Linked DNA regions of Homo sapiens: all the other regions are linked to region 2. A link is a loop called in an ENCODE intact Hi-C map of the cell type or tissue named here. Cell type or tissue: endothelial cell of umbilical vein. All regions are shown on one strand. Links, peaks and the distances in the headings refer to the core of each region. The heading gives the core; the rest is flanking DNA.

Evidence for each region. Peaks named below come from ENCODE experiments on the same cell type or tissue, not always from the same donor. Only the 100,000 strongest peaks of a DNase experiment are listed, where the experiment ranks them.
Region 1: a loop joins it to region 2, with 7 times the contacts of the local background. A loop is called at or near these places in 2 of 110 quality-filtered maps.
Region 3: a loop joins it to region 2, with 8 times the contacts of the local background. A loop is called at or near these places in 2 of 110 quality-filtered maps.

What each region holds. Positions count from the first base shown.
Region 1 is chr2:234,833,922-234,844,895 of GRCh38, forward strand. LOC101927896 (a long non-coding RNA gene) reads right to left here. Exons shown (of 9, transcript XR_002959457.2): 3 at 201-817; 4 at 1-107. Among named protein-coding and RNA genes, the nearest start is that of SH3BP4, 110 kb to the right of the region's middle. RefSeq lists an enhancer at 102-1,301. In endothelial cell of umbilical vein, for the core only: no CTCF peak of the experiment used is centred there; a DNase peak (open chromatin) is centred at 6,580; H3K27ac peaks cover 1,058 bases.
Region 2 is chr2:234,976,884-234,987,857 of GRCh38, forward strand. The region is part of intron 1 of SH3BP4 (SH3 domain binding protein 4); the gene reads left to right. It overlaps LOC105373939 (a long non-coding RNA gene), which reads right to left and starts at 1,895. Exons shown (of 3, transcript XR_924008.1): 1 at 1,804-1,895; 2 at 1,461-1,682; 3 at 57-607. RefSeq lists enhancers at 43-595, 3,455-4,192, 6,577-7,291, 7,022-7,316, 7,292-8,005. In endothelial cell of umbilical vein, for the core only: no CTCF peak of the experiment used is centred there; DNase peaks (open chromatin) are centred at 1,738, 2,628, 3,758, 4,588 and 1 weaker place; H3K4me3 peaks cover 1,741 bases; H3K27ac peaks cover 6,486 bases.
Region 3 is chr2:234,614,505-234,625,478 of GRCh38, forward strand. It overlaps LOC105373936 (a long non-coding RNA gene), which reads right to left. Exons shown (of 3, transcript XR_923998.3): 2 at 8,656-8,703. Among named protein-coding and RNA genes, the nearest start is that of LINC01173, 63 kb to the right of the region's middle. RefSeq lists an enhancer at 8,285-9,484. In endothelial cell of umbilical vein, for the core only: no CTCF peak of the experiment used is centred there; a DNase peak (open chromatin) is centred at 5,707; H3K27me3 peaks cover 2,354 bases.

The DNA of each region.
Region 1 (10,974 bases), core at 1,667-9,666, 140 kb before region 2:
TTAAGTTACCACCGTGGATGTGAAACTCGTAGAAATTCAAGACAAGATCACAGTAATCCCAGTGATGACAAATGAGAGTCTGGTGCATCATTTTCACAAAGAAGTATCTGAAAGACATAGTGCAAAAACACAGTGCAAAGAAAAATATTGACAAGACCTTATGACTGGGTGGAGAGCAAGAAGAGAGGAATGTTTCCTACCTGGGAACTTGGAGAGGATGATGGCTTCACTACCAACAGCTTGACGCTCCTAGCATTAACAGCTCAGGTTTCTCCCTGCATGGTCAGTATCACCATTGCCAGTAATTTAGGAGAGAAGTGGGGAGTGGAGTTATTTCTGCCCAAAGCCCACAAGGTCAGGAGAGTTCCATGGTACTGGCTGAAATAAGAAAACTCAGAAGAAGCCATGTGTGAGAACGGAGGTAGCTGCTGCAGAGACGGAAGCAAGGGAGCTCTGGGTGGAGTCAGCAGAGAGCTCACCAGGAAACCAGGACTGATGCCTGAACAGCCAGGAATGTGACACAAGCCACTCACGAAGGCCTCAGATGAAGTGGAGCTCCCCAAGTACTGTTCCCTGTACAGTATCTGTCAGAGTTTATTCAGTTCCAAGTAGCAGAAACCAACAGTGCTCAACTTGGCTTGAAGAATTGATGTAATTCTTGCTCTAAGAAAAATGCAGTTCAGGTTTCCGTTCTGCTTCTCAGCCATCTCCTTCTCCTCTTCTCCATATTCTGGCTTCATCCTCAGGCCAGCTTCCCTCAGGATAGAAGATGGCTGCCCTTGGGATAGAAGATGGCTGCCCTTGGGATAGAAGATGGCTGCCCTCACAAGATAAAATGGTTACCCTCATGAATCAGCTGCCAGCGACAACCAAGGCCCCAACTTCTCCGTTCACATCCAAAGGATATGCTCCCCCAACACAAACACACACACTCACAACCGTCCAGGAATTGGAAGATCCAGACTAACACATTAAAAATTATTTTCTTTATATTTAGACATTATAATTATCTGTGCAATATTAATACATTGTTTTTGAAAGTCAAGACTAAAAAAATAATACAACAATGATAATAGCTAACAATTATTGAACATGTATCCTATATACTAGCTGTTGGTGATTTCCTGCATTAATCCCTTCATCCCTAAGGGGTAGATGATACTGTTAACCCCACTTTACAAATGAGAAAACTGAGAGAGAAGTTAAGGAATGTGCCCAGGGTCCCACACAGGTAAGTAGAGAAGCCAGGACTTGAACCCAAGGAGGCACCCACATGACCTCCACACAAAACCTCTGTTTCCTTGCTCTGACTTGCATGTGTTCCTTCCAGCCTTTTGTTGATTTGCAGGGTTGGTTCCCAGCCAGCTATTCTCAAGTAGGCTATTCTCTCTTATTCTGAATCCACTGTGCCCTATTTATATCCATAGAACTTTCATATGTTTTCGTTACATATTACCTTTTTGGCCATTTATTTAGAATTTTTCATGATTTCTCATTGCATATTCATTTGCTCTGTTACTCCCTAGCATGCCCCATTCTCAAAGACCTTTTCTGATGGTCCAGAATCCATTCCTCCCTGGCACATGGTAGGTAGGTGCTCGATGACACGGTTCTGAGTGTTATTAGTTGCCATCGTACTGGGTGTAAGATGCTATATCCTCCTTTCATTCGTGTACCATAATTGTCTCCCATGTTGCTCCCCAGTCTTCATAATGATCTGCTTTAATGACCGCACAACAGTCCATGACTATTAAATACTGACATTTAATTAACCATTTCAATATGGATAGAAATCCAGAGCTTCTATTTTTTTGTCATTGTAAGTGACATGAGGAGCATTTCCATGTATATAGCTTTTCCCCTGACAATCAAATTTAAAATTACCTGTGAGCATAGAGATAAAGATAGCAGCCCAGTGTGGCGCTCAGCTGCAGCCCCTGTCAGCCTCCCTCTGCAGTCAGCTTGCCCTGCTGTACACACTCCTCCCCGGTTGTCCCTCACATTTCCCGGATGCAAGGCTATTAGTGGCCCATCATGAGGCAGCCAACTTCATACTCAATGCCAGGCCTCCTCGACCCAAACATGTGGTGCCTGGTTTTACACAGGGCATTGTTTATGGCTACTGTTTCCTGTTAGATCCTGGCCTCTGCCAGGTATCTCCATACACCACCCTCTTTCCTCTTGTTCTCCCTTTGCTTCCACCCCCAGCCAGCCTCTAACATCTTAAATTCCCAGTAGCACAGTTGAGTCTCAACTCCACACACATATGCACACACCTCAGTCTGCGCTACAGGCCCATCTTTACATTTTCCAAAACAGTTTAATGAGTGTTTTGGAAACATTTCATCAAAGGGCTTTAGCTGTAGCCAATTGTGAAATCAGATTTCTTGATTATGAGCAAAGTAGAGGGTATGTTCTCTCTTTCCCTGACAGGCACAAATCCCAGGGCTTCCCTATCTATTTGGCGTCCAAGGTTATCTGAGGTCACGAGCCACAGAGTGAGTCCTGGGAAGGAAGGGCAGTTGCAGTGTACGTAGTGAGCCCTGGAGCCACAGGACTGGCAGTAAGTGCTACAAACTGGTGTGGCCTCAGAGAGGGACCTTGGAGAGGGGCACCAGCAAGTGTGTGCTCAGAGGGCCATGAGACACATAAATCCTCAGAGAAACATCTCCGTAACTGCTCCTCGCACACTGCTTTTACAGGATGTCATTTGCAAGCACTTCAGCAGGCTATAACTCACTGGAGAGCATCTTGCGACCTTTCTCCTCCTCACAATGGAAATTTTTTATTACAGAAGTTATAGTGAATATATACACAAGAAAACCCCAGAGGGAGAGGGAAGGGGTATTTATGTATTTATTTTTGAAATGGAGTTTCACTGTTGTTGCCCAGGCTGGAGTGCAATGGTGCAATCTCGGCTCACGGCAACCTCTGCCTCCTGGGTTCAAGTGATTCTCCTGCCTCAGCCTTCCAAATAGCTGGGATTACAGGCATGCGCCACCACACCCAGCTAATTTTGTATTTTTAGTAGAGACAGGGTTTCTCCATGTTGGCCAGGCTGGTCTCAAACTTCCGACCTCAGGTGATCCGCCCACCTCGGCTTCCCAAAGTGCTGGGATTACAGGTGTGAGCCACCACGCCCACCTGGGAAGGGATATTTATAAGGCAAGAGCACCTCTCCTCTTCTTCCTACTAATTTGGGAAGTAAGAGTCAATATGCAGGTGAAACCCCATCTCTACTAAAAATACAAAATTTAGCCAGGCATGGTGGCGGGCGCCTGTAGTCCCAGCTACTCGGGAGGCTGAGGCAGGAGAATGGCGTGAACCCGGGAGGCGGAGCTTGCAGTGAGCCAAGATCGCGTCACTGCACTCCAGCCTGGGCGACAGAGCAGGACTCCGTCTCAAAAAAAAAAAAAAAAAGAGTCAATATGTATTGAATATTCACAAGATGCTGCCTCTGTCCTATTTCCCCGAGCTGGTGACAGTGCCTGGTTGGTGCATAATCAATTATTGAACGAGCGAGTGAAAGAATTCTCAGACCATGAGGTAAGTTACTAGTGCCCTCTGCATTTTACAGATGAGGGAAGTGGGACTCACAGAAATTAAGTAACAGGCACAAGATTCAACAGCTGGTAAACAGAGAGGCCAGGACACAGTGCAATTTTTATGACTCCAGGGCCCAACCCCTAACACCCCTCCATCCTACCATGATCCTTGCTGTTGACATTTTCAGTACAGTAAACACAGGACCCGAATCCAAGGATTCAACCCATTGTGGTCCAAAAATAGTCAGGGGAAAAATAATAATAATAATAATATGAATTTTAAAAACAATACAACAACCATTTACATGTATTAGGTATAATAAGTAATCTAGAGATGATTGAAGGTTTATGGGAGGATGAGGATAGATTATATGCAAACACTGTGCCATTTTATAGAAGGGACTTGAGCATCGATGAATGTTGGTATCCATAGGGATTCTGGAACCAATGCCTCCTCGGATACACAGAGCTGACAGTCTCCTCAGCATCAGCAGAGGGACTACTGCATATCTCATATTGTAGCAGTTATACTGATTTTTACACAAAAAAGGGGTTCATCTTTGTATTGCAATGGTGAATCAATAATACACATTGTATAATTTCCCACATATTCCACCGAGGAGCTTATATTCCAGCCAATTCTAAACTAAATAATTACACTTAAACCCTTAAAATGTATCCCCCAAAAGTGCTATTCTTTGATTAACACACACATGCTCACTCAATATTAATGGCAGAAGAGAAGAATTGAGAATTCTGCCAATAAACAATGCACACACAGAAAGAGCTAAATAAAGCACCTTAAAACCGTTTTCTAGTATTTGACTTTACTCTTGTGTCTGAGAATTCATTATGATAACAAGTGCAAGTGGATTCTGACTCTAGGGGCTATTTGGTGAGCTGCTTTAATTCATTTTAGAATCCTGTTTCTAAAAATGACCTTCAGAAGACGGTTTCCCGGAGATGACCAAGGGAAGGATCATTTTACAACCTTTCTGGAACATATTTTATGTTCACCACCCCTAACCTGGATGACTGTTTTAAAACAAACAGCCTGGTTGGCTGTCAAATTCCCTTTCCCACTTAGCACCTACAGGAAGAGAACCCCACTACAATACTGAAACCAGGCAGGTCCAGGACTTCGAGTGGTGGAGAAGATATTTGTAAGAAAGGGAAACAAAGCTTGTTTCTAATAAACTGATTGGGTCAAGACACCTGGGAATTGATCATTGGCCTAACGTTTTCCTGAAGCACACCCCAGACGTGCACACTGGGACCACTCGCACAACGCAGCGTTTCTTCTTATAACAAAACCAAAACTCTGCCACTGTCCTTGTTTGATAGAATCCAAGCTAACACATCAGGCATTTGAAGAAACTGAGGTTGTGTCTTCTTCAGGAAGGGGTCGTGGGGTGGATGACATGATGGTGAGTGTGACATTTGCACAGATGCCAGCTCCCCGCTGCATCCTGACCAGCTCCTCAGATAGGGCAGGATTCCAAGGGAGAAATGAGACCAGCAGGGTAAGCAAATCCTTCTCTGGGGTTATCGGGCTCCACCAGGTGGGGTCTCAGGAAGTCTCTAGCATATATGTAAGAGTTATTTACCCTATCAACAATGTGTATAAAAACAAACAAGCACACTTTTCAGAAGAGCTTTTCCTGCACTAAACACCAGCTGATTTGTGGAGCATGATTGGTAGTTGAGCTACTTAATTGGATTCCTCAGAACAGGGTCAGTAAAAATAGATGCAAATCCATAGGGTGACATAGTCACATAAGATTGTGGAAATTGTAACATGACTGGCTCTAGGACACGCACAAATTTTCATATGCAGAGTCCTGAGAAGAGTCATGGTGAAGAAACCCACTTAAGCAATTCCAAAGTTAAATGACAAGGAAGACTGCACTAATGTCCTAAGGCATCGGGTCCTGCAGAACTTGTTTGTTAGCAAAACCACCCCAGATGGAAGACTTGGGTGGCAATTCCAAAGGGCCTTTTCCTGCATTCCTGACTGACCTTAATTGACAGTGACGTTGACATCGCAGGCTTTTCTGGCCATCCAAGTAGTGAATGAACTTGCAGCAAACCTTGGAAAACCTTATGCAATCCTGTGTCAAGAATCTCGTGACAAAGTAAAGAATCCTTTGGGAATGGGCATGTCCACCTCTTAAATTACATACTTGCTGTAAAACAAACTGGCAGAGCTACTGTCTGGTGACCACAAAGGTAATTTGCCTACAACTCAGAATGAAGATTTGTCCCAGAATGAGTTCTTTTTACCAATAGAGAATATTTGCATTCAGAGAATCTGGGCCAGAACTTCCTCATCTCTTTTGAAAGGTATGCTTCCCGAAGCCTCTGGGTTGGCCCTGGTGACTCTCTGCAGAAGAGGAGGGTGAGTTCTTCACTGCAGTTTAAGATGCACCCATCAGGGCCATGACCCGTTCATTATCGCACATGGCCCTTGGCCCAGGACCAAGGCAGAAAGAGGCACAGATTGCTCCCCTCTTCTCTGGGCCTCTTGACAACCCTGAGCTCTACACTGCTGGATATATACATAAATATATATAGTCCCATGTTCTTAAGTCTCACTTTGAAAACTACAACCCTCAAGTGACAACTGGGCAGAGCTCTGGAGAAGATGGGCAGTGACTGGGAGCCCTACTCAGGGACACAGAACCATGAGTGGTGGGTCGCCTCTGTAGGTTAATATTGAGTGTCAACTTGATTGGATTGAAGGATGTCAGACTCCAGGTTCTTCAGCTTTGGGATTCAGACTGGCTTCCTTGCTCCTCAGCTTGCAGACGGCCTATTGTGGGGCCTCACCTTGTGATCGTGTAAGTCAATACTCCTTAATAAACTCCCCTTCATATATACATCTATCCTATCAGTTCCATCCCTCTAGAGAACCCTGACTAATACAGCCTCTTTCTCACTTTTCCTCTTCCCCAGGAGGTCCTGGCCATGCAGTGCCGCGTGGAATCAGGACAGATGACTCATGCTCCAAGAATTCTTCACTTTGCTTAGAAGACCAGCCAAAGAAAGGAAACTCCCTTGCATCTGGCCTCCTTCTTGGGGGAGTGGGGACTGCGGTGCTCTCTCCCCGCCTGGGAGGGGAGGGAATGTTATTCTTTGCAGAGCTGCAGATGTATCTATTTCCTGGGGTTGCTGTTTATTCTGTTAGAGATTGAAAATACTGGGTGAAAATAAAGTTTAACCCAGAAATCTGACTGATAGGATTCTTGGAGGGAAAGGCATGTGAACCGAAAATAGTCCTCAGTATTGAGTCCCAAGGACTTTTACTCCTTTTTTATTTCTTAAACAAAATTTCAATTGGTGGATAATAGTTTATGGACAAGACTTTATGGAAGAAGCATGTGTGATGGTCACAAGTACCTGCAAAGGTCAAAAAGCATGAGTCTTTTATATCCAGCACATAAAAATAGCATAGATGGTTCCAGAAAACTGGCCCTGGTGCCCTATCTGCCATCCCCAAACTAGAGCTTTGAGGTTCGTTCAAGGGAGGAGTCTCACAGATACACGAAAAGAAGGCTACATTGTGACAATGATACAGGATATTAAAGTTAAAAAAAACAAAAAGATAGTTTAGCCCATTCACTTCATTCAATCCCAGACCTCTAGTTTGGAAACTCAAGACAAGAGAAATTGCCACAGAAACTCTGTGCAGGGTGAAATGAGCTCCTTGCTTCCAATTTTCTTGCTTGTCAGTACCCATATCATACCCAGAACCAACGTAGCCACGAGGAACACCACACATGCCTCTGCCTAGCAATGCATCCTGGAAGGCCAATAACCAAACAGGCAGAAATTTTCCAAACAAGATGTTAAGCTGTTGGTAGCTTGAAACAGACCATGGTGAGAGTATTTACATGCCAAAAAAAAAAAATGGCAAACGCTACAGTCATGGCTTTCTGACTTTTTGTTTTGTTTATTGAGACAGAATTTACCAGCCTACCGTTGCCCAGGCTGGAGTAGAATGAAGAATAAGGAAATGGATCTGGCCAAGGGCCCCAAGGGGCTGGACTTTGAGCCAAGTGACCACAGTTTAAAGGACATAAGCAACCCAGCCTTGATTCCATGGTGTCGCCACACCTGCAGATGTGTCCCCTTGGGTAGACAGCAACTATGACCATAGTACAGGTGACGTCAGGGGTGGGTACAGGAACCAAGGCATTCCCTACATGGAGTAAGCTTTGTTAAACAATCCAGTATGTTTTTTGCTGTGTTGTGGGGAATTAAGAGAAGCCTGGGATCATGCTTGGGTGAAGCAGGGCAGGGAAGATCCACCCAGCCTGGAGGAAGCCAACTTTGGTTCAGTAAATGGCATTCATCTGAGAGAGCAGGGGAGGAGTCAGCCGCCAGCTGAGCAACAGGGAAAGAACAAGGACAGACTTGAGGATCAGGCACATCTGGAGGCAGGGTATTCTCAGAAATGGGGAGGAATTGGGGAGTTTCACAATGACAGAAACCTGGTAAAAGATGGGATTTTCTGAAGTCGTGCTGCATAGGGATATAGACTGTCAGTCTTTTGAGCACTGAAAGCTAATATGGCCATCAATGACCAGAGAGCTCATAGATAGCCCGCTGACCAACCAAAAGCATTGGGAGGACCATTATGGTTATGGGGGGAGCTCACTCTGCACCAGGTACTAGTCTGAGAGATTTACATGGAATATCTTTTATTTTTCATAGAAACAGCACAGAAGAAGTATTTGCTTACCCCATTTTATAGATGAGGAAACTGAGGCACAGGGACTTTATTCAGCTACTAGGTAGAAGAGCTAAGATTGGAACTCAGCCAGTAGGACTCAAAACCAACATTCTTAGGATGTCACTTCGGGTCTATTGATCTCTGCTACCCTGAAGCTTCCATCAGCTGGTCACAGACACCCCTCCAGGAGCCACCAGAATGGAGCAACGGTTCTTCCCTCTAACAATCTCTCAGGTATTTGAAGATGACTATTATGCCTCTTGAATTCTGTTATGTTCTCTAGGATACACAGCATTGGTCACTCGCTTCTCTTAGGGTATTGCCTGGACTCTCTGACCCCTCCCCCCACCATGGTGAGTGTGCCTGAAAAATTCAACATCACACTCTGTATGTGCAGGATTAACACAAAGGAAAATGCAAATGATGCATCCTTGGTTCTAGGAGCTAAAGATCGCCACCCTCTATCAAAATATCATCTACATAAAAAACCAACCTACACGTCGCTGTGTTGCTAGGGTTCCATTTTTGTAAAAGGGTTATATAGTCTTATACATGTGCATATTCATAGTTTTTAATATGCACCCCAAAAAAGCTTTCAAAAAGGTAAAGATCTAACTTTCCCCTGCTAGTGCATGTAGGTGTTGGGGCTGCGGGTAGGGACAAGGAATTGAGGAGTCTCACACTTCACACACTTCTATATTGACTGAAGTTTGTATAATATATAGTTACTTTACTATTTTAAGCTTAAGATATGAAATATTAACTTTTAAAAGGCATGCAATGGGCCGGGCGCAGTGGCTCATGCTTGTAACCCCAGCACTTTAGCAGGCCAAGCGGGCAGATCACTTGAGGTCAGAAGTTCAAGACCGGCCTGGCCAAAATGGCGAAACCCCTTCTCTACTAAAAATGCAAAAATTAATGGTGGTGAAAGCCTGTAATCCCAGCTACTCAGGATGCTGAGGTGGGAGAATCACTTGAACCTGGGAGGCAGAGGTTGCAATGAGCCGAGATGGCGCCATTGCACTCCAGCCTTGGCAACAGAGTGAAACTCCATTCCCGCCCCCACCCCCTCCCCCCAGAAAAAATAATGATTTTTTTCCAAAAAAAATAGCTATTTAGGTGCTCTATTTTGTAACACTACAGTAGAATCTGCAAGAAAACAAGCACTCAGCTAATAACTTTATTCTGAATGTAATGTTCAAGTTAGAATTCAACTCACATTTTCTCCCCAAAAGGACATGAACATTTGAAATTTATGCTTCCCAGCTCCTACAGTGGTGTTCGGCAGCCAAGCAGTTTTTCACAGATGCCATGGGTAGGGTTCAATGGTCACTGTACTCTTTACTTAGTGAGGGTGGCATTGTCATATTTCACCAGGCATGGCCAGGTTGCTGGGATGACACATCCAGCCGCTCTGAGCTTTGTTTGACCTTCTCCCAGCCTGCAGCCTTAAGAGGGAAATCAGACCAACCTATGACTTCTACAAACCCCTTCCACGGTGGCACCGTGCACTCACTTGGCCTCCTTATCTGGTTCTGAGGATGCTCAAAGGTGTTATGACTCCCACTGAACAGAACCTCGCATGAGAGGAGAGCACAAAGCCTCCATGCTGGCCCGGAGAAGCACACACATTAAGCTTTGCAGTTGACCAAAGGCACTCCCAAACACTCCCAGAGTTGACAAGTTATGGCACTGAACGCTTTCTGACTTAGTCTTTACAGAAGTTGTGATGTTGCTTGGACAGGTGGCATTTCATTTTTGCGGTGATGGAAGTTGAGATTCACGGAGAAGTGAATTGGCCAGGTCCATTCCACTGGCACTAACCTGTGTTCTTCCCAGCCCACTAGCATATATTGAACCAGAAAGTGAACAGTCTGGAGACTAATTCAAATACCACTGAGGGGGATGGGGGATTAAACTATCCCATCGTTTATGGAAGTAATTTGGAAAATTAAAAATTCTCATGTCCTTTGACAAAGCATGTCTCTTCCAGGAATTTATCGTACAAACGTCCCCATGTATCGAAATGATACGTGTCTGTGCTATTCATTCTACTATTGTTTGCATTAGGAAAAATTGGAAACAATCTAAAGACCCTTTGCTAAGGAATATTTAAGTAAATTAATAAATTGAATCTATGCAGCCTTTTAAAAAGAATGAAGCAGATTGATATGCCCCCATGTGGAATGAGCTCCTAGATGTCGCATTGGAGAAGGGAGAAAACCATTTGAAAAAGAAACGTGTTGCTTTTGGGTGTAAAAAGCAAGGGATAAAGACAGTCATATTTAGAATATTTTATATGCTTGGACTCTCTAGAAGGTGAGGCAAGAAGTGGCAGCAGTGACTGCTACTAAAAAAGGGAGCCAGGGACATGGGGGTCTGGGGCCAACAGAAAAGGAACAAGCATTTACTTTCTACCCCTTCATCTCTTCTGAGATCTGTACATTGTTTATGGTCTGTTTACATTTTAAAAATACGTGGAGCATGGTGGCTCATGCCTGTAATCCCAGCATTTTGGGAGGCCGAGGCAGGTGAATCATCTGAGGTCAGGACTTCAGGACCAGCTTGACCAACATGGTGAAACCCCATCTGTACTGAAACACAAAAACTAGCCAGGCGTGGTGGCATATGCCTGTAATCCCAGCTACCTGGGAGGCTGAGACAGGAGAATTGCTTGTACCAGGCGGTGGAGGT
Region 2 (10,974 bases), core at 1,587-9,586:
ATGTGGTGATCTGGATGGGATCCTGGAACAGAAAAAAAGGACCTCAGGGACAAACATAGGAGACCCGGATGAAGGACAGGCTTTATTGTTTGATGATAGTGCACCGACATCCATTGTGACAAAGGTGCCGTCCTCCTGTAAGACACTCACAGGGAAGCCGGGTGGCGGGAGGCCTGTGGGAATTCTCTGTATTATCTCCACGACTTTTCTATGAATTTAAATCTATCCTAAAAGAAAAAGCTTATTTAAGAAAATAGGTAAGAGTGGTTAGGAAGGCTGGTTGGAGGCTGGGGTTCCAGGCCTGACCCTCTGCACCCGTGTCTGCTTCAGGCAGGTGACACTGGGCACCTCCTGCCGGGGAGAAGCTCAGGGTCCCCATTTCCTGGCCGGGAACTTCCCTTTCCTACAGACCCTCGCTTGGTGCGCCATGGCAGCTGGGCCCAGGCCTCCCAGTTGGGCCGAGGCCCATCTCTTTTCCCAACAGCACATCCTTTGTTCTCTCCAGCCCAGACGTGTAGAGGTGAGCCACCCTCCTGGCCAGTGAGGAGCTTCTAAACACGGAGGCAGATCAGCTTTTTGCCGAGTGAACTTGAGAACCGGAGCAGAGCTGCAGGGACAATGGTGCATTATTAAACTGCTCTGAAACTCAGAGCCCAGAGCACCCAGCTCTGGGGCGACTGGCAGGTGTTGGACCTGTGGCCGTGGTGCCAGCCCCCACTAATCCCATTAGCGACTTAGGGGTGAGTGGATGGAAAACAGGATGAGAGTGTCTCTCCCCCAAAGAGGGCTGGTTCAAGTATGAATATTCACAGCCACACCGAGGCACCTGCTCCGTAGATGATTTTTTTTTGCTTATGCAGTTAGTGCACAGAGTGAGCCCTGCGCTGGGAAAGACACGCACACGCATATGCACACACATGGGCACACACACACATGCGTGCACACACACGCAGACCCTGAGACCCTGCACTTGAGTTTCTAGTCTTAAGCAAGAAGGGTGTCACCGAGGTTGTGTCCTGCAGCTGCTAGTGGCCAGTCTGTCCCACTTGGATGGTCTGTTTCTATTTTATTTTATTTTTTACTTTTTTTGAGACAGAGTTTGGCTCTTGTTGGCCAGGCTGGAGTGCAGTGGCGCCATCTCTGCTCACTGCAACCTCTGCCTCCTGGGTTTAAGCAATTCTCCTGCCTCAGCCTCCCGAGTAGCTGGGATTACAGGCATGCGCCACCATGCCGGCTAATTTTTGTATTTTTTAGTAGAGAAGGGGTTTCACCATGTTGGCCAGGCTGGAATCGAACTCCCGACCTCAGGTGATCCGCCTGCCTCAGCCTCCCAAAGTGCTGGGATTACAGGCGTGAGCCACCATGCTGGCAGTCTGTTTCTATTTTGGCATTTCCTCACTGCACCTGGAGAAGAGCTTCATTCATTAATTCATCCATTCATTCATTCATTCAACAAGTACCTGACAGCCTGTACAGCAGTGGTGCCAGGTGAGGAGGGTGGGTAAAAATGCAGGGTCCTCCTCACTGCAGTCACTGCGGGACCAGGTACTCTTTTCCTGCGCCCCACACTGCCCCAAGGCCCCACTGGTCATCCGTCCAGCACTCTGTGCTCGCTGACTGGTGCGGTGAACTCTCCGGCTGGGCTCCTTTCCTGCTGCAGGTGCCGCGTCTCTTTCTTAAGCCTGTGTAGAAAGTTCTTTTGTCCGGGTGACATTGGCATGATTGAATCAGTGCCAGAGCCAAACAGGATGTGGTTCTGGGCGACTCCCAACTTCCAGCAAATCCGTGGTTGTTTTCAGTTACCTTAAGAGGGACAACTGAAACAGAGACAAGCACCCCAACAGTAGGGTGCTTCGAGGTCCTGGAGGGGAGCCCTGGCCCTGTGGAGAGAGACCGAGTCGTGCAGCGTCCGTGGCCTGCATTTGAAACTGAAGGGCAAGAGGCTGGTGAGATCCGAGAGTCATGCCGCTGCGTGGAGGAACATGCTGAACCTCTGGAGGAACGGCTCTACCTCCAGGTCAGGCTGGAGGCTTTTGCATTTGGTTTGGCGAGGAGAGACAGCAGGATTTCTGGGTGCCGGACATGCTTCTCGGTCAGAGCTGGTGCGTTTCTTTGCAGGGCAAGGTGGAGGCGGGGATGCCAGGGAGGCATCTGCTGCATTTCTTGAGGTTTCACAGGGTGCAGAGCCCCTGTCCTCACTGTTCTGTGGGGTGCTAAGGGAGCAAGCCATGTGGTCCCTGAACTTTGAGTAGATACAGGTAATATTTGAAAATATTTGGGAATGTTTACACAATCACAAAAACAATGAACACTTGTGTAGCCACTACTCAGGCCAAGAAATGGAACTTAACTTTGAAATTCCCTTTGCCCCTCCCAATCCCAGCTTCCAGCTCCCGATCCTCTCCCCTTCCTGCAAAAATGTGTTTATCAGATAAACCTGAAGCATTTGAGGGAGTCCCTGTCCTGAATTTCGCAGTTGTCATTCTCTGCTGTTTTTTAGTTTTATCACATGGGGTTGTGTTTCTAAGCAACATCGTTTGTTTTTGTTTTTAACTTTTATGTACATGGAATCATGCAGTATCTTTTGTGGCTGGCAGACTCTGAGATGGCCTTCAGTGATCCACACCTCCTGGTGTTCACATCCTGTGAAGTCCCCTCCCTTTGGCGTGAGCCGAGCTAGCAACTTGCTTCTAACCAGTAGGATGCATCCAAGTTGATGCTGTGCCTTCCTCCCGTGATTACATTATGTGGGCTTAGAACTTCTTCCTTGACAACAGATGGTCTCCCCTGCTGGCTGTGGTGGAGCAGGCTGCCATATAGAGAGGCCATGTGGCAAGGAACTGAGGGTGGCCTCCCCCGGCAGCCAGCATGCAGTTGAAGCCTCAGTCCCATGGCCACAAGTAACTGGATGCTACAACAAGCAGATGACCCTGGAGGACCCCTCCCCCAGATGACCCTGGAGGACCCCTCCCCAGTCTAGCCTTGAGATGACACCCCAGCCTGGGCCAAGACTTTGATGGCAGCTCTGTGAGAGGCCCTGAAGAAGAGAGTCTCTTCTTTACCAGTTAAGCCACATCTGGATTCCTAACCTACAGAAACTGTGTGATAATAGAAGTCTGTTGTTTGGGGCGATTTGTTACACAGCATTAGGTAGCTAATACATAGTCTTGCAAGAGTTCGTTTTTTGGCTGAGCATTATGTTCTTGAGGTTCATCTGTGTTGATACCTGTAGTTGTAGTTCATCTGTTTTCATTACTATGTGCCTTTCCCCTGTAAGTAGTCCCCCCCTTATCTGCAGGGGATACAGGGCCCCCAGAAGGTGCCTGAAACTTCAGATAGTACCAAACCCTGTATGTACTATTTATTTTTTCCTATGTATACATGCCTATGAGAAAGTTTAGTTTGTAAATTAGGCACACTGAGAGATGAACAATAATGAATAATAAAATAGAACAATTATAGCACTATATTGTAATAAAAGTTGTGTGAATGTGTTTTCTCCCTGCCAGAATATCTTATTGTACTGTAGCACCTGTTTTGGGACCACAGTTGGCCAGGGGTAACTGAAACCATGGAAACTTGGGGTGAGGGGGGACTGCTGTATGTTAATGCCTTAGCTTAATTATTCTTTCTGCTCCTAAAGGACAATAGGTTGTTTACAGCCTTTGCTATCAAAAACCACACTTGCTGTGAAGGTCTTTGTACATGACTTCCAGCTCAGCGTGCAAATGTTTATCTAGGGAGTGCGGCTGGGCCTTGGCTGCCAGTCCAGCTCCACTTCCCACAGCAGCCTTCAGGTTCGCCCAGGCTCCTCCGCATGCTCCCCTCCCTCAATATTGTCCGCCTTTTTTTCACTTGGGGGGATGGTCTGATGGGTGTGAGATGGTATCTGAGTGTTTTTATGTTCTGCCAGAAGCTAATGTTCACTGACCATTCTGATTTCCTCCCATGCGGAAATCCTTTTTGTGGTTTTTGCCCGTTTTTCTTACTGAATTGTAGGAGTGCTTTTCGTTTTTGTTTTTTTGAGACAGGGTCTCACTGTGTCGCCCAGGCTGGAGTGCAGTGGCGCACAAGCTCTGCCCACTGCAACCTCCGCCTCCTGGGTAGCTGGGATTACAGCCTTGTGCCACCATGCCTGGCTAATTGTAGGAGTGCTTTGAATTTTCTGGAAAATAAGCCTCTCTTAGTTACGAGCATTGCAGACACTGCATCCCGGTTTGTCCCTTGCCCTCATGGGCTTTTAAAATCAAATCAGGCACAATTCTGAATTTTTCTGTCCCGGGAGGATAATTTGCAGAATTACACTTTTGCGGCATTCCTAGTCCTGGCCTGTGTGTCCTGGTCTTTGGGTCATGGACTGGTGCCTGTGGACTCGGCCCCTGTTTATCGCTCTTGCTTGATGCTGCCTTCCTGAGGTGGAGACTGCTGGGCTCTGTTCCCGTCTGTGGCTCCCCCTCTAGTCTGGGAGTGCTTTCCTGTTCAGATAGCTCATTCCAACCTCTTAGTCACTTTGGAGAGCCTCGTTCAGTGAGTCAGCACGGGACCTGGAGCTCGGGGACCCCTCACAGCCAGGCCAGTGCACACTTGGAATCTGCAGTTTGTCTTAGGCCCCTGAAGGTGATTGCTTGACCGCAGAGGAATGCACGGGTCTGGGGAGAATTTGCCCAGCGTGTTTAGAAGGAATGCATTCCTGGAGAAAGTTAAAATTAGAAAAAGCTGCTACATTTCCTGCCATTCAGTCGCAGTTGGCTGGTGTTTGTTTGCACAAGGATTCTTTGGTAACAATCTGCAGTCGGTTTCTGGCGGAATGTGAGGTGAAGTCACGACTGACTTTCGGGATGGAGGTGAGCGGTTTCCACAGGGATCTTTGTTGTGGGAGTGACTGCTTTGTTTTCCGAGTTGTTGCAGAATCATACCGGAGTGGAAAAATATTACCGAAACAATCCCTTGTTGATAGTTAGCAAGAAGATTATTTTATTTATTCTAGAAAACAGCTCTTTAGTGGGAAGCAAATATCGTGGAGCGCATCTCTTTGTAAGCTCGGCTGCCATTTTCCCGTCCCCGCCTCCTTCCTGGGTGGCCACCTCTGATGTCGCCTCCTGAGGCTGGGCTTTTTGGGAAACTCCCTCTGACTGGCACAGGCAGTGGGGTCCAGGTTGAGCAAATACAAATGCAGAATACCCGGGTCCATTTGAATATCCGGGGTAATGTACACTAAAACATTATTAGTTGTGCACCTGAAAATTCGATGTAACCGGCTGTTCTGGGTTTTGTCTAGAGACCTCTCCCGGCCCAGCTACACTTTGAAGCCCGCTCTGTCCTGGTCTCTGGTGGTGCCTGGGCCTCTCCCAGCTGAGCGGGGCATCGCTGGCACCAGGTGGGCTATTGGCACCAGTGGGCACACCTGTGGCTTTGCAGGGTTTTGTCCACTTCTGTGTTGGTGCCCTCCGCCTGCTGGTGCTGGGCTGGGGTCGTGTGCCCACTTTATGGAGGCGGAATGGAGAGGCCGGAGGGTTACCAGCCTGTCCAGTAGTGTGCAGCTCGTAAATGGAACTGTTAGTCTATAGGTCTCAAAGCCCAGCAGCTGGAGGGCACAGGAGAAATTAAACCATCTTCTTCCCTGGGGAGCAAAAAAAGATGGTCAGAAACTCACGCACAGGGAGGAAGTGCTGTGGGGCTGAGAGTCTGGGTGGCAGGTGGGCTATCCCCGAGACCTGGGAACACAGGCTGCGGGGAAGCCTCAGTGTGGGGCTTGAGGGAGAGGCAGTTTTTGCACAGGCAGGGAGGGGACCAAGGAGGCATTCCCTAGTCACAGGGGCAGTGGGCAAATGGGAGGAGGTGGGATATGTATAGGGGAGTTTGAGGGTGGGGCCGCTGACCTGGCTGGAGTGACCAGTGGATGCCATGGAGTCTGTCCACGTGGGGTAGGGCAAACTGCAGAGAACCCCGAAATGGGGCAGGGAAGCCTGGCTCCAAGGGAGGAAGAGGCAGGAAGGAGCAGGCACCCTGTGCTCTTGAGCCGGGGATAATACAATGATGATGAGGCAGTGGGGCTGTAAATTTGGTGGAGAGATGCAGCTGAGACCAGCGGGGAGGTGGTGGATCGGTGGACCTGAGACCAAACTGCCGATTACAGGTGCTTGGGAAGCTTCCTTTTCTGTTCAGGCAGCAGGTGCTATTGATGCAGCTGCTGCTGAGCACTAGTGCAGGCCTAGGGGCTGGGTGGGGATACAGAAGTGAGCAGGACAGGTGGGTTCCTGCCCGCAGGCCATACAGGCCAACTTGCGAAACACCCGGGTGCCAATTACCCAGGGCACTCCACACAGCCCGTTCAAGGTGCTTCTTGTTTTTGTCCCCAGATTTGTGCTTGAGAAGCTCTGAGTTCCCGTCTGTCCACCTGCATTGGCATATGGGTACTCTATAAATCATCCATCCATTCAAACATTGGCTGACTGCACCTGCTATGTTCCAGGTTGTTCCTGGTGAACAGGACAAAGTCCTTGCATTCATGGAGCCTGTTCTGGTGGGAGAAAAAGGAGAGAAGTAAATGACAGATACAAGAATGTCAAGAGCGGTGGACGAGACCAGGGGAGGGAGTGGGCAGCAATGGTGTGCTTGTGTTTTTGATACGGTGTGGTCGGCTGAGTAATCCCTTCCACAAAAAACATATTTCTATCCTAATGCTCAGAACCTGTAGGTGTTACCTTATTTGGCAAAAGGGACTTTGCAGGTGTGATTCATTGAAGGCTCTTGAGATGGTGAGATACCCTGGATTACCCAGATGGACCCTAAATGTTATCACGGGTCTTTTAAGAGGGAAATGGAGATCTTACCACAGCAGGAGGCCCTGGAATGGTGGGAGCAGAGACTGGAGTCCCGAGCTTTGAAGATGGTGGAGGGGCCCTGAGCCAGGAATCCAGGCAGCCACGGGATGCAGGAAAGGGCAGGGCCACAGAAGCAGCTCACCCCCTCGGAGCCTCCAGAAGGCACTGGCCCTGTCGTCAGCCCAGTGGGCCTGGTTTCAGATTTCCAGCCTCCAGAACTGTTGGAGAGTCAATGTGTGTTTTAAGCCACTAAGTTTGTGGTAGTTTGTTACAACATCGATAGGAAAGTCACGCAGGGTTCTGCGGCTTTGAGGGAGTTACGTTTGAGCAGAGCCATCTGAGGTTGGGGCTGGGCTTCCCTGCTGACACGTGGGCTGGGGCCACAGAGCCTGAACCAGGATCCAGGCCTAGCTAAGGGTCAGGAATCCCTGCTCTGGCAGTTGTCCTCAGCCTGGAAGTGACCCACAGGGCATATACACGTGTATGAGTTTTCGTTTGTTTGTTTGTTTGGTGCGGGGCAGGGTCTCATTCTGTCTCCAGGCTGGAGTGCAGTGGTGCAATCATGGCTCACTGCAACCTCGACCTCTGGGCTCAAGTGATCCTCCCACCCCAGCCTCCTGAGTAGCTGGGACTGCAGGCACACATCACCATGCCTGGCTAATTTTTTTTTTTTTAACTTTTTGTAGAGACGAAGTCTTGCTGTATTGCCCGGGCTGGTCTCAAACTCCTGGGCTCAAGCAATCCCCCTGCTTTGGCTGTCCAAGGTGTAGAAATTACAGGCATGAGCCACTAAGCCCTGTCCTTTTCAGTGTAAAAATGTCAGATGAGGAATCAATCCCCTTTGCTGAGTATAAGTGTATCTTATTAACAGAAGAAAATATTTGCTTGGCTTTCTAAATTGGGAATTTCTAACAATCCGTAACAGCCCACTGGCTTTGACCAGAACCGACTGAGTGCTCAGGACCAGAACCGACCGAGTCCTCAGTTACATCACTCAGCTGAGTGCCTGTGTCGTGGACAGAAAACCCAGTGGTCTAGCACCATTTACCATCTGTCCTGGTTTACAACCCCTGAAAGCAGAGCCTGAGACAAGGACTTGGGTGCTGATGTTTTCGGGGAGATGACTGGTCCCAGCAGTCCATCCAAATAGAAGAGGGTGAGAAGAGGGAAGAGGAAAAGCTAATCGGGGGTCAGCTACTGAGCTAGTGGCCACTGTTAACCAACTATTAGGGCTCCATCATGCTGGAGACGCATTTGAGGAGCCATGAGACTATGCCCTAGAATTGTCTTTCTGGAGGCCAGGAGGCGGGGGCGTCGACCCCAGGGCAGCCCTGGGGGCTATATGTCTGCAGCGCATCCTCCATCCTGCAGGCTGACCCGGGCTTGGGGCTGTGGTGTGCTGGGATAGCGGAGCACCTGCAGATCACACCCCCTATTTGGAGAATATCTTGACAGCGCAGCAACAGAGTAGTGAGTGTACAAAGATCTACTATAGCTGGCCTTCACTTCCACGAAGTCCTCACTTTGTGGCTGTCCCCTGGGAGTCATAAGAAAGGCACATAGTTTAGCTCCATCCACCAAGATTTGAGTCACCTGCCAACATCTGCCTTAATGACTTCACAGACAGTCATTGTGGCGGAAGCTGTTTAGAAGAATATGGGAGAAAGTCAAAAGTGTGCGTGAATGAAGGGGAATGAAGTGGGAAAACGCATCTCACCTGCATACACATTTTTGACTCTTGTGCACAAGCATTTTTGACCCTCTGTGCACAGCTGTTTTTGACACTTGTGCATAAGCATTTTAGACCCAATGCACACAGTCGTTTTTCACTCTCTGTGCACAGGTGTTTTTGACCTTCTGTGTGCAGGCATTTTGACTCTCCGCGCACAGGTATTTTTGACCCTCTGCGCACAGATATTTTTGACCCTCTGCGCACAGGTGTTTTGACTGTCTGTTTGTAGCATCCTCCCTTGATGTATGTTCGGGTGAAGCAGCCCTCGATGCACACCTATGAGCTCAGGGACTGTGCGCAGGTGAACCAGCCTGTGACACACGCCTACGAGCTCAAGGAGCACGGTGCAGGTGAACCAGCCTGTGACACACGCCTACGAGCTCAAGGAGCATGATGCAGGTGAACCAGCCCTGGATACACGCCTATGAGCTCAGGGTCCATGTGCAGGTGAACCAGCCCTCGACACACACCTACGAGAACAGGGACCATGTGCAGGTGAACCAGCCCTTGATATACATCTATGAGCGCAGAGACCACAGTGCAGGTGAACCAGCCTCTGACACTCATCTACGAGAATAGGGTCCACGTGCAGGTGTACCAGCCCTTGATATACACCTATGAGCTCAGGGTCCATGTGCAGGTGAACCAGCCCTTGACACAAACCTATGAGCTCAGGGTCCATGTGCAGGTGAACCAGCCCTCCACTCACACCTATGAGCACAGAGACCATGGTGCAGGCGTTATCTCTCTTATTCATGAGGAGGCCCAGTCATTCCCTCCCTACCCTGAGTTGAGGAGGAAGGATAAGACTTAACTGTGGTCCCAGCATTTAGTGGCAGAGCCAGGATTTGAGTCCATATTTAAATAAGGTCCAAGTCTTCAACATACTGATGTTTCCCAGATATTTTCAGCCTCCTAAAGGTTTATTAGGGGGACAAAACTCTTTCAAGACTCCGTCACAAACATTCGTAGTCTGATTCAGGCAGGAATGTTAACTTCTACTTTCAAAGACTTGTGATTTTATAACCTGCCATGGGAAAAGGAAATGCAGGATTGGAGCCTGGTCTGGAATCTTACACCCTCACTTGTCCACGTCCTGTCTTACTGCAGCCTGTGTGGTCTTGGGATTGTTCTGTTTGTGTTTGTCGTTACTCTGCATATCATGGCTGGTGGCTTTGGGTTAGGATCCCAGCTTTTCACTTCCTGATCTCGGGTGAGTCTTTGAAACCTGGTCAGCCTCAGTTCTCTTATCTGCTAAATGATGGCATGATGATACCTGTCTGGCCTACCTCATAGGGTTGTGAAAAGCGACCGAGAGGCCAGATGGGAAAGTATGTTATCAACTAGGATACATTATGCTAATGATTTTATTTTTTTTTTTTTTGATGAAGTTTCACTCTTGTTGTCCAGGCTGGAGTGCAATGGCTCAATCTTGGCTTGCTGCAACCTCAGCCCCCCAAGTAGCTGGGATTACAGGCATGTGCCTCCATGCCCGGCTAATTTTTTGTATTTAGTAGAGATGAGGTTTCACCATGTTGGTCAGGCTGGTCTCTAACTCCTGACCTCAAGGGATCCACCCGTCTTGGCCTCCCAAATTGCTTGGATTACAGGCATGAGCCACCCCGCCCGGCCTGCTAATGGTTTTCAGAGGCAGCATCAACATCAGCTGGGAGCATGTTAGAAATGCACATTCTCAGGCCCACCCCAGACCTACAGAATCAGAAACTGAGCGTTGTTGGGCCCAGCAACCTGTGTTGTAATCAGCCCTCCAGGTAATTCCAGTGAATGCTGGCGTTTGAGAACTACTGCCTTAGTCACAGAATTTCACGGGTGTTGTATGCAATTTCTACTATGTATTTGGCACTCAGTGTCTGGTATATTTCAAAGAAAAAAAAAAAAGACAGGGTCCCTGCCCTCAACATGGTCTACAGGCTGGAAGAAAAATTAAAGCAAGAGAAACCCACATGAACTTGATGTACGTTAGAGCCCCATGTTACAGTTGAGGAAAACGAGGCCCAGGAAAGATGAGTCATTTAGCAAAGGTCGTGGAGCTGGTGTGAGAAACGTGAACCCACATGTTTGACTTATGACAATCTCCAGACCCTTCATTCCCCAGGCCGCCTCCCCCCAACATGGGCGGCTCATGGTGTCCCCCCACTTATTCATGCGAGAGAGTTCCGAGGTCAGAATCAAAGCCTAGGACGCCTTCCTTGAGACACTCTCCTTGGCTTGCTTTTAGGTGGTGATTTTCGAAACCTTGGATTAAAACCTTCACCCCCCACAGCCACAGTAGAGTCCAGAATGATGAACTAGATCTTGTGAGGCTCCAGAAGTGATTGGGCAGTGAGTTGAAAAAGTCAAAGTCTAGAAGAATCATTAAAAATACAAGGAAAAGCCGAGTGTGCATGGGTCTTCCAG
Region 3 (10,974 bases), core at 992-8,991, 360 kb before region 2:
ATTGCATCCATAGATACAATAATCTTAAACAAAATGTTCGCAAATCAAACTCAACTTTATATTTTAAAATAATGCATGTTTATTCTGGGAATGTATAATTTTCAAAAACAGAAAAATTGTTATTATAATATTCCATATTAAGAGAATAATGAGAAGAAAACAAAGGAAAATCTCAATAGATGTACCTAGGTCAGTCACAAAAGTCAATACCAGTTTATGATCTGAAAACTCTCATGAAATTGGGAAAAAGAAGAAACTTGAAAAGCCTACGGCACACACTAATCCTAATGGTTAGCGTCTAGAAGCATTAGCACCAAAGTCAAGAACAAGGGAAGGATGGCCTCTGTCGTCATGTTGAAACCCGCCTCTGCAAAATTATGACAGACAGTGAAAGAGATCTAACTTAACTGACTCCATCTTCCTTCTAACCTCCAAGCTGTCCTTATTCATTCCTGGGCGTAGGCTAAACTAACTTTGGGAGAAACTTAGTTTATAGTTCATCATGTAAACAAAGACGGTAACAGCCCTTTCCCAAAGCAGACCTCCTTCTTGCCTGGGGACTAGGCTGCCTTTGTAGCACTAACATTAGCCACAGATTAGAAATTATGGTTTAGGAGTCGTGCAGCTGGAGGCTACAAGATTCTGACCCTCCCTAAACTGCTCCTAAGATCAGTGCTTGAGATATTTTGCAGACCTTGCACTTGATGGATCAGCTGGCACCGCCCAGATCAATAAACTGGCTCATCTGATCTTGTGGCCCCCACCCAGGAAACAACTAAGCCCAAGAAGACAGCTCCGACTTCCTATGATTTCTCTGACCAATCAGTACTCCTGGTTCACTGGCTTCCTCCGACCCACCAAGTTATCCTTAAAAACTCTGCTCCCCAAATGTTTGGGGAGACTGATTTGAGTAATAATAAAACTCTGGTCTCCCACACAGCCAGCTCTGCATGAATTACTCTTTCTGTATTGCGATTCCCCTGTCTTGAATACTCTTTCTCTATTGCAATTCCCCTGTCTTGATGAATTGCTCTGTCTAGGCAGAGGGCAAGGTGAAGCCCTTGGGCGGTTACAATGTTCACCAAAAATGTTCTGTAGTCACTAGCTAAATAAGAAAAGAAAAAGAAATAATATGTATACGAATTAGAAGGGAAGAGATTATACCATCTTTATTTGCAGATACATGATCTTTTTGTAATATAAAATACTTAACAGAATGTCCAGACAAGCCATGAAAACTAATACAAGAGTTTGGCGGCCAAGTGCAGTGGCTCGTGCCTGTAATCCCAGCACTTTGAGAGGCTGGGGCAAGAGGATGTCTTGACCCTGGGAGGGGGAGGCTGCAGTGAGTCGTGATTGCACACCACTGCATTCCAGCTTGGGTAACAGAGTGAGACACTGTCTCAAAAAAAAAAAAAAAAGAGTTTGGCAAGGTTGCTGGATACAAAATCAACATTTAAAAAGCAATAGCATTCCTCTATCAGTAAATAAAAGTAGAACATGCAATAGGAAACCTCTGGACTTCTGGTCATGGGGAGGAAGTGGTCCAGGATCACCCTCCTGCAGTAGACAACTAGAGAACCGAACACACAAAAAGCACAGCTGTCAGACAATGAACAACACACAGCACAGGAGAAAGGGCAGGAAGTGAGACGGGCCCTATCCTGGCCTAGGCTTTCTGCCTGGAGAAGTCCCTGGACTGTGGCTTATGGAGGGGACCCACACAGAATCTAACATTCCTGCTGCATTGAAGATACATACAACTGGAGTTCAGAGACTATGAAGACACTAGAATCTGTGGGCCAGAGAACCTGAGAGAAAGAAGCTATGTACTCTTAAAAGAACTCAGAAATCTGCATGGGGTCCCCTGAGTCTTTGGTTGAAAATCAAACTGCACATACATAGAGTGAAACTCCCAAGACTGGACAGGAACAATTTCTGAATAAAGAATAATTTACAAGGAGTGATGAGAAAATTCTATGAGCTTATGGGGTGCCTGAGACCTTTCAAGTTTTCTCTAGCCAGAGTGGAGAGACTGTTGAACTCACAGGGCTTTCAACAGAGATCCTGGCTAGGCTGTGTCTTTTAAAATGGAGCTTAATTAGCCCTGCAAAGAAGGTGTCTTTAGACTCTTCCCAATGCAGCTTAGAAACAAGCCATGGATGGATCATTCATCCACTAAAAAACTGATGGCCACAAATTGTCCAATCTTCTGCTAAGGAATACAAGAAAATCCAGCACTCAATAGCATCTGGGAGGAAAGTGCCTATACCTCAGAGAAGCTGCGGGGCCCAGCCGGCAGTAGCAGCAGAAGCGAGGAGGGCCCATACGGAAATGGATTCAAGGGCTTTTGATCAAGGGGGATGGATTGTAAGGTTGGATAACGAAGAGTTAGTTGATTTGGCAGCATTCTCCATAAAAACAGGATGCAATACCTTGGCAAGGACTTCGAGTAACGGCATAAATGTGCGGTCTGGATGGCTTGTGGGAGCACAAAAACACAGTGGGCTACACTAAGTCAGGTAGAAATCTCAGAATTCCTGTGGCAGGTGATAGAAGAGAGAAGTGGGTATGCTAAAGGGTATATAGCACCTAAATCCAGAAAACCTACCAGAGTACTGTGTGCCCAGAGAGGCACCCAGAGGGTACACAATTCAGCAAGGCTGTAAGAAATGTGCTGGTATGGGGGACACCAAGGATGCTAAGAGCAGAGGTGATTCTCCTCTGTATGCAAAGGCTGGTGGTAGGAGATGCCGTTAGGGACTGGGCTCACCCGCAGCAATGGGAATGACAGGATCCCAAAACAACAGTGGGAAGGTGGCAACACCTTGTCATCGGAAGGCAGGTGGATTAAATTATCATGAGCGTGTTGGAGGGTAGCCAGAGGGGCCTGGCTGGCTGAAAGTTATTGAGATGTTTATTTGAATGTGGCTTCCCAAGGGGAAGATGACTAGGCAGCCAACAGGGGTAATATCAACCTATACAATCAGAAGAATCAAGACTGATGACCAGGAGGCTGAGATAATTGATCTTTGTAAAGTAATATCCTTTACCTGGTACCCAGTTTTAGGATTAATGGGAAGGTCGGCCCCTGGAGAAAGGACCCTGCAACATCATAGCAAATGTTCATGAAAAGGAGTCCTCAGTCTTTCCCTGCAAGGACCTGTGGCTGTTTACCTTGGTCACTGCACAGTGTGGAAAGGGGAATACAAAACATTAGGTACTGTTAGAGACAGGGTCCTGGTTGACAATGATAGCAGCGTCATGGTACCCTCTCAGGGGGCCACGTATTAAGTGGAGTCCTGGCCCTGGTTTAGCTCATGTTACAACCACTGAACTACAAATACCTGCAGTGGTCATTAGCACAATTCCTACACTGGTTTCTTGGCCTAGGGATAAGAGCTATTATAGTGGGAAAAAGCAAATAGAAACCCCTGAAACTGGCCTCCTTTCCCCCACCCACTCACCAGCCAATATAATTAATCAAAACCAATATCACATCCTCAAGAGAATGGTAGAAATTAGTGCCATTCTTAAAGAAAAAGTACAAGGGGGTGCTTCATTATGCCTCCTTACAATTCACTAGTCTGGCTCCTAATCCTAGAGGTCAACAGTGAATGACAAGAAACTCAACCGCATAGTAGCCCAGTGGCAGTTGCTGTGCCTGGTGTAGTATCTTTACTAGAGCAGACTGACATAGCCTTGGGCACATGGTGTGTGGCTATTGATCTACCAAATACATTATTTTATCCTTATCAGAAAATCAGATCAGAAATATTTTGCAGTCACTTGGAATGAACAAGAATGTACATTTCCATGCTTGAATAAGGGCTGTGTCAACTATTCTACTCTCTCCTTAATGTAATCTAAGAGACACAGGCCTACTAGTCACCTTTCAGAACATTCTGTTGGGCTACATTATGAATAAAGTCATGGTAATTTGACTGGATAAAAAAGAAGTGGGCCAGGTGCGGTGATGGCTCACCCCTGTAACCCCAATACTTTGGGAGGCCAAGGCAGGTGGATTACCTGAGGTCAGGAGTTCAACACCAACCTGCCCAACATGGCAAAACCCCATCTCCACTAAAACTACAAAAAATGAGCCAAGCATGGTGGCAGGCACCTGTAATCCCAGCTACTAGGAGGCTGAGGCAGGAGAATTGCTTGAACCCAGGAGGTGGAAGTTGCAGTGAGCCGAGATGGCACCATTGCACTCCAGCCTGGGCAACAAGAGTGACTCTCCATCTCCAAAAAAAAAAAAAAAAAAAAAAAAGTGGCTAGGATATTGGAGACTTTGGCAAGACATGCATTCCAGAGGGTGGGAAAGTAACCCTATAAAGATTCAGGGACTTGTTATATGGGTTACCTTTTTAGGTGACCAATGGTATGGGGTATTCTAGAACTTTCACTCCAGGTTAATGTACAGATTAACATACATTATCCTCCCAAATACAAAGAAACATAACACCTGGAATTTGGGCACTATTGACATAATATTTCTCAGCACATATACCTACATACCGGCCAACATGAAAACCTCCCATCTTCCTCTAGACCAAAAAAAAGGAATGATATAATTTATTAAAAAGACACCAAAAATTCCACTAAAGGAACATCAAAAGATAGATACATTTGATTACATTTAAATGAAAACTTCTGCACAAAGCAAATAAAGTGAAAAGATAAGCCAGGCTCAGAAAAGATATTTGCAAAAAATAAAATCAAGTAAAAAGTTTCAATAAATCAACAAGAAGAGAAAAACAACATAATAGAAAAAGTGCAGGCTGGGCACAGTGGCTCACGCCTGTAATCCCAGCACTTTGGGAGGCTGAGGCGGGTGGATCACCTGAGGTCAGGAGTTCGAGACCAGCCTAGGCAACATGGTGAAACCCTAGCTCTACCAAAAATACAAAAATTAGCTGGGTGCGGTGACGAGTGCCTGTAATCCCAGCTACTCAGGGGGCTGAGGTAGGAGAGTTGCTTGAATGTGGGATGCGGAGGTTGCAGTGAGCCAAGATTGCATCACTGCACTCCAGACTGGGCGACAGAGCGAGACTCCGTCTCAAAAAAAAAAAAAAAAAAAAAAAAAAAAAATAGCAAAGAACATGAATAGGCAGTTCCCAGAAGAAAAAACTTAAATGAAAAAAACTTGTATTGGCAAAAATTAACTAGATTGATATGATAATGCATGTGTGCAAATCTAGAGCAACACAAACCACAAACTATACTTTAAAAGATGAGATAGCACTATCAAGGAAAATGAACAATACTCACTCACCGGGCCCTAAAATTCAATTTCTGGAACTGCAGCCTAGAGGACTTTTCACATGTGTGGATGGATAAGGACAAGAAGATCACCAAAGCCATGCTTGTGATGGCAAATAAGACCTACCTCCATCAATCAGAAAACGTATATGTAGTTGTCATATAGTCATATAATGTACTTACTATACAGTAGCAAAATCAAAATGAATGAGACTGAGCTACACCTATCATCATGAAGAAATATAATTTGATCAGAAAAAGCAAATTGCAGAAGGATATGCAATATCCAGTAGAGATGAAGACGACGATAGTGGCAGTAGGGCATTGGTTATATCTCTGTTCGCTCATGAATTTTTTGCAACAATCCTGTGAGATAAGCACTTTAATTATTTCCGTTTTAGAGATGAGGAAATTGAAGCATGTTGAGGTTAGATAATGGGTCGGAGAGTTACGGAGCTAGGAAATGACATAGCCAACACATCCTGTGAGTGTGAGTTTATGATACTCACACAAAAGTGTAGAATTAGTGAGTCAAGGGGTATACATAGTTTACATTTTAAACGATGTTTCTAGATTACATCTTTAAGAGGTTGCAGTATTTCACACTCATACTAGCAAGAAGGAAAGAGTATCTTTCCCTTCACTCTGCATAATACTGGCTTTTATCATCAATAGGTAAAAAATAGACTTCTGGGTTTAATTTGAAAATTTCAGACGATAAGGAAGCTGTTTACAGAGGGTTTGGATTTCTTCTGTATATCACCTGCTCATATTCATTGAGCATTTTTATATTGGATTGTATTTGTTTTGTTCCTCAAGTTATAGCAGACTTCTTTATATTAGTAAGATGAATCCTGTGTCTATCATATCTTGCAAATTGTTCTCTTAGTCTATAGTCTGATTGTTTAATTCCTTAATGGTTATTCTTGCCATATTTACATTTTTCTTTTCTTTTTTTTTTTTTTTTTGAGATGGAGTCTAGCTCTGCTGCCCAGGCTGGTGTGTAGTGGCGTGATCTCAGCTCACTGCAACTTCTGCCTCCCAGAATCAAGTGATTCTCTTGCCTCAGCCTCCTGGGTAGCTGGGACTACAGGCACACACCACCATGCCTGGCTAATTTTTGTATTTTTAGTAGAGCTGGGGTTTCACCATGTTGGCCAGTCTGGTCTCAAACTCCTGACCTCAGGTGATCCACCCGCCTTGGCCTCCCAAAATGCTGGGATTACAGGCGTGAGCCACCACGTCCAGCCCATGTATACATTTTTCACTTCCTATGCAGACCATTTGAATCTGGCTTCCACCTTAATTATTTCACGCAAATTGCTGCATTCAAGGTTCCCAACAACCTCCATATTACCGAATTTAGTGTCCTCATCTTGCTCAACCCAGTTATAAATCCTCTATTTAGCCTCTCCAAATCTTAGATTTTTCATTTGTAAATAAGAGACAACACCACCAGCTTTGCAAGCTCGTTGTTAGGAAATGCTTATGCATAGCTTGTAGCACAGTGCCCACTGTTATTACTGGCCGAAAGCCTGACCTCCCACTTTCTGCCTCAGCACCTTGGAAAATTGCTGCTAATCACAGGAAAAAGCAAGACGCAGGAGTGAGCAATAATGCAAGCCTGGTGTGCCCTGGGGACTGTGCTATTCACACCTCGTAGACTTCCAGATGTAAAGAGCAATCTTAACAATCATGAACATCATGAGATTTATTGAGAGTTTACTATGTCCCAAACACCTTGCTGGGTGCCTTCTAATAAAGGATGCAATACACACAGAGCACTTAGCCTGTCTGGCCCGTAGGAAGTGCACTATGTCATCTCACTCTCATCTTCACTGCTGCCGTCATTTTAGAGGCTGCATCTTATTAGGCAAGGCCAGCAGAGTTCTCCTCCACCTCCAGGCAAATGAGTGGACCACATGTGCATCCTGTCTTCCATCAAGGGGCTTGGAAAAGCCTTCTTCACTCCAGGAAGAGTCAGCAGGGACCATATGGAACCTCACAGAAAGTTCTCCCCATAGGAGAAGGCTTTTCTGCTAAGCCTTAGCTAAAGACTAGAGGCCAATGGGCAGAACACTGGCCAGGAAACCTTTTGCATTTGCCCTCCCCACCCCTGGATTGGCCTAACATTGAAAAGTCACAGCATTTCACCTGGAAACTGGAATTTTCCACTTCTGTGGACAAGTCAGACAAGGAGCTCTGACCGTCCTTCCAGCCAGCCAGTGGTTCCACTCATTGCAGATGCCTGCCTGGCCCTAAAGGCATTTGGGTTCCGACCTCTGACCCTGAGGCAGGAGAACAGGGCCTGGAAGCAGGGAACATAAGGCTAACCCACGCTGACTTCCTAGGCCGGGTATGGTGGCTCATGCCTGTAATCCCAGCATTTTGGGAGGCCAAGGTGGGTGGATCACCTGAGGTCAGAAGTTCGAAACCAGCCTGGCCAACATGGTGAAACATCATCTCAACAAAAATACAAAAATTAGCCAGGCATGATGGCAGGTGCCTGTAATCCCAGGCAGGAGAATCACTTGAACCCAGGAGGCAGAGGTTGCAGTGAGCTGAGACTGCGCCATTGTACTCCAGCCTGGGAGACAGAGTGAGACTCCATCTCAAAATAAAATAAAGTAAATAAATAAATAAATGAAAGCACTTCAGCAATGACAGGAATGTGAATTGCTTTGAAACTTCACTTCATCCTCCATTTACATAGACCACACATACAAAGTAACATCTTCTCCATTTATAACAGGGCGCATTCTGAGTAAATGACTCTGTAACTTCACTTCATTCTCTTCATTTACATAGAACATACACCGAGTAACCAATGGGAAACCTCTAGAGTATTGAAACCGCAGAAAATTATGTAACCAGAGCTCTTGACCCCCTCTTCTCAGGCCCACTCCCACACTGTGGAGTGTACTTTCGTTCTCAGTAAATCCCTACTTTTGCTTTCCTTGCTTTGTTTATGCATTTTGTCCATTTCTTTGTTTGAGACGCCAAGAACCTGGACACCTTCTACCGGTAACAACCCCAGCTCCCTGCCCTCAAAGAAGAGGTCTCGATATAACAGACATACTCCACGAAACAGAGGGATTGTTTTCAGAAAACCCCCACTCAGTATTCTCTGTGTGACTCAAGAAGACGCAGCTCTTGTTTAATTCTCCAGGGTAAGATAAGGATAGCTCAGTCCTAGGAACAAGTTCATAGATAAAAAGAACAGAGACAGATATTAAATCCACACCAGAAGGGAAAAATCAGGCTCATTGTTGAAGGAAATCAACTCAGTAAAGCTGAAGATGAACTTGAGTGACCTTATACGATCACAGAGGAAATGAATAAAAAGATTAAAAGATAAGAAAAATAAGATAATAGAAGCAGAGGACTCACCAAGGAGATCCAATCCATGAATAAAAGCTGCTCCTGACAAAGCACGCCCTGGAAATTAGAATGAAGCAACAATAAAAGGTATTAGAGAAAACTTTTCTGACCTGGAAATAGACTTGCCCGCCAGGGCAGGGGCCCGCAGTCCCCAGGCTCCATTAATGAAGAGAAATGGGCATGAAGACAAGGCTGGCAATTTTTTATAATTTCAAAATTAACAAAAGGATGCCTTTGAATTTACCCTTGAGGAAATGAATGTCAGGTAGGTTGGACTAAAATTTCTCCCCTGCCATATTAAACACCAGGAGATAACAGAAAAGCATTGGTAGAGCTGAAGCTAAAAGTGCCTGGGCCGGGAGTCACAGGCCCTGAGTAGACACAGCATGGGGCTCATTGTTCAGCTTCTCCGGGGTAGGCAGAAAGGCCATTTCATTAGCGTGCCACTAAATTTGGCAACTTACACAGGAAACACCTCCTGATGACATGTACCCTGGATGCAGTTCCAAGAGGGAGCCTAGGAAGTCCGGACTGAGGATGACGGATGGCCTGACCTCCCCTTTGACTGATGCTGGGATCTGATGGCACCTATCCACAAGGTCAGCACAGTCCTTGGGACTGGTAATGAAAGTTGCAAAACTTATGTCACAGGGAGCACAAAGCTAGTTTCCACTGACATCACTGGGTAAGCATGCTGATGTGCCATAATGAACAGGACACTTGGTGGGTAGAGTTTCATCTGGGCACACCACACAGGCACCAGGGAGTGCCAACTACTATGATATGGTTTGGCTGAGTCTGTACCGAAAGCTCATCTTGAACTGTAGTTCCCATAATCCCCGTGTGTCATGGGAAGAACCCGGTGGGAGGTAATTGAATCAGCATGGTTACCTCCATGTTGTTCTCAGGATAGTGAGTGTATTCTCACGAGATCTGATGGTTTTATAAGGGGCTTTCCCCCCTTTTCTCTGCACTTCTGCTTGCTGCCGCCATGTAAAGAAGGAACGTGTTTGCTTCCCCTTTGCCATGATTGTAAGTTTCCTGAGGCCTCCCCAGCCATTCTGAACTGAGTCCATTAAATTTCTTTCCTTTATAAATCACCCAGTCTTGGATATGTCTTTATTAGCAGCATGAGAATGGACTAACACACCCTGCAAATTCTGAAGGAGCAGGCTAGATGGAGAGCAACATCACCAACTCCCAGCCCCTGCAGACTTCGTGCTCTGTGGCTTCCTGAGTCTCCTCCAGGGTGTGAGCACTCACTTCCATCCTGGGGCCCCCGTATCCTTGGGCCTGTCCTCTAGAGGAGCCAGAAGACTGTAGCTCACTTGCTGGGTTTCCCTCTGTGTGTTCCACAACATGGATGTTCTTACCTTCCACCTGATCCTCTTAGACTCAAGGAACAGGTCATTTGCTTGGCTTGTGACTGGAGGGCACTAAGGCTCTTTGGGTTTGTCCATGAGGCAAAATTTCAACGATCAGCCCCTGAGTTTGGGCCATCACCAATGTCTCCACCAGCTGAGCATGAGCCTGTGGGGTCCACCCTGGCCTTATGCTCTATGTTGCCTGATTGCAACGTCAATGTCTTCAAAATTCCCTCTCATGGGAGCACCACCTGCCTGTCTTGCTGTTTATATGTGACTGTGTTTCAAACTCCATCCTGTGTTGATATTTTTCTAATTTAAAATGTTTCACTTTGAAGGTTTATTTTGGAGGTAGAAAAAGCAATTGTGCACTGAATATAATTAAGCAATGGCATATTGATTTACCCACCACTATAAATATGCTTCAATTCTCACTTACCATGTTAGCTCCTAATGAGTTTATCCTTAAATAGGTATTTATTGACATCTTGATAGCAACTATATCAAGGTGCCCAGAGACCCATCCAAATATGTGCCAAACTGAGCTTAAGTTATTCATAATGCAGCTATCACCTGGGTGCTGTGTTGCTTGCTATCTTTATGAAACAAATAGGAAAAGGATTGGAATTCAAGGAAAGAACCAGGTTCTGTTTTCCATATATCATAAATGAAACAGTACTTCTAACAAAACCAGGTCTATTCTGACAGTTAACACTCATGTCCCACAAGCTGTGTGTCATTTAATAAATAAACTGCTGTTCTTTGTAATGAAGCCAAAATAATGGTGAGAAGCACAGTTATAGCCCCAGAAATAAGGCAAGGAAATGTTAATTACAAAGCAGTTTACATGGTAACAGCTTGATAAATGATGCTGAGAAAAATGACCTTCTTGCTCATTCTCCTTTGTCTCTGCTAAAGAAGAGAGACTTAGAGATTTGAAATGGCAACCTGACGTCTCATTTTT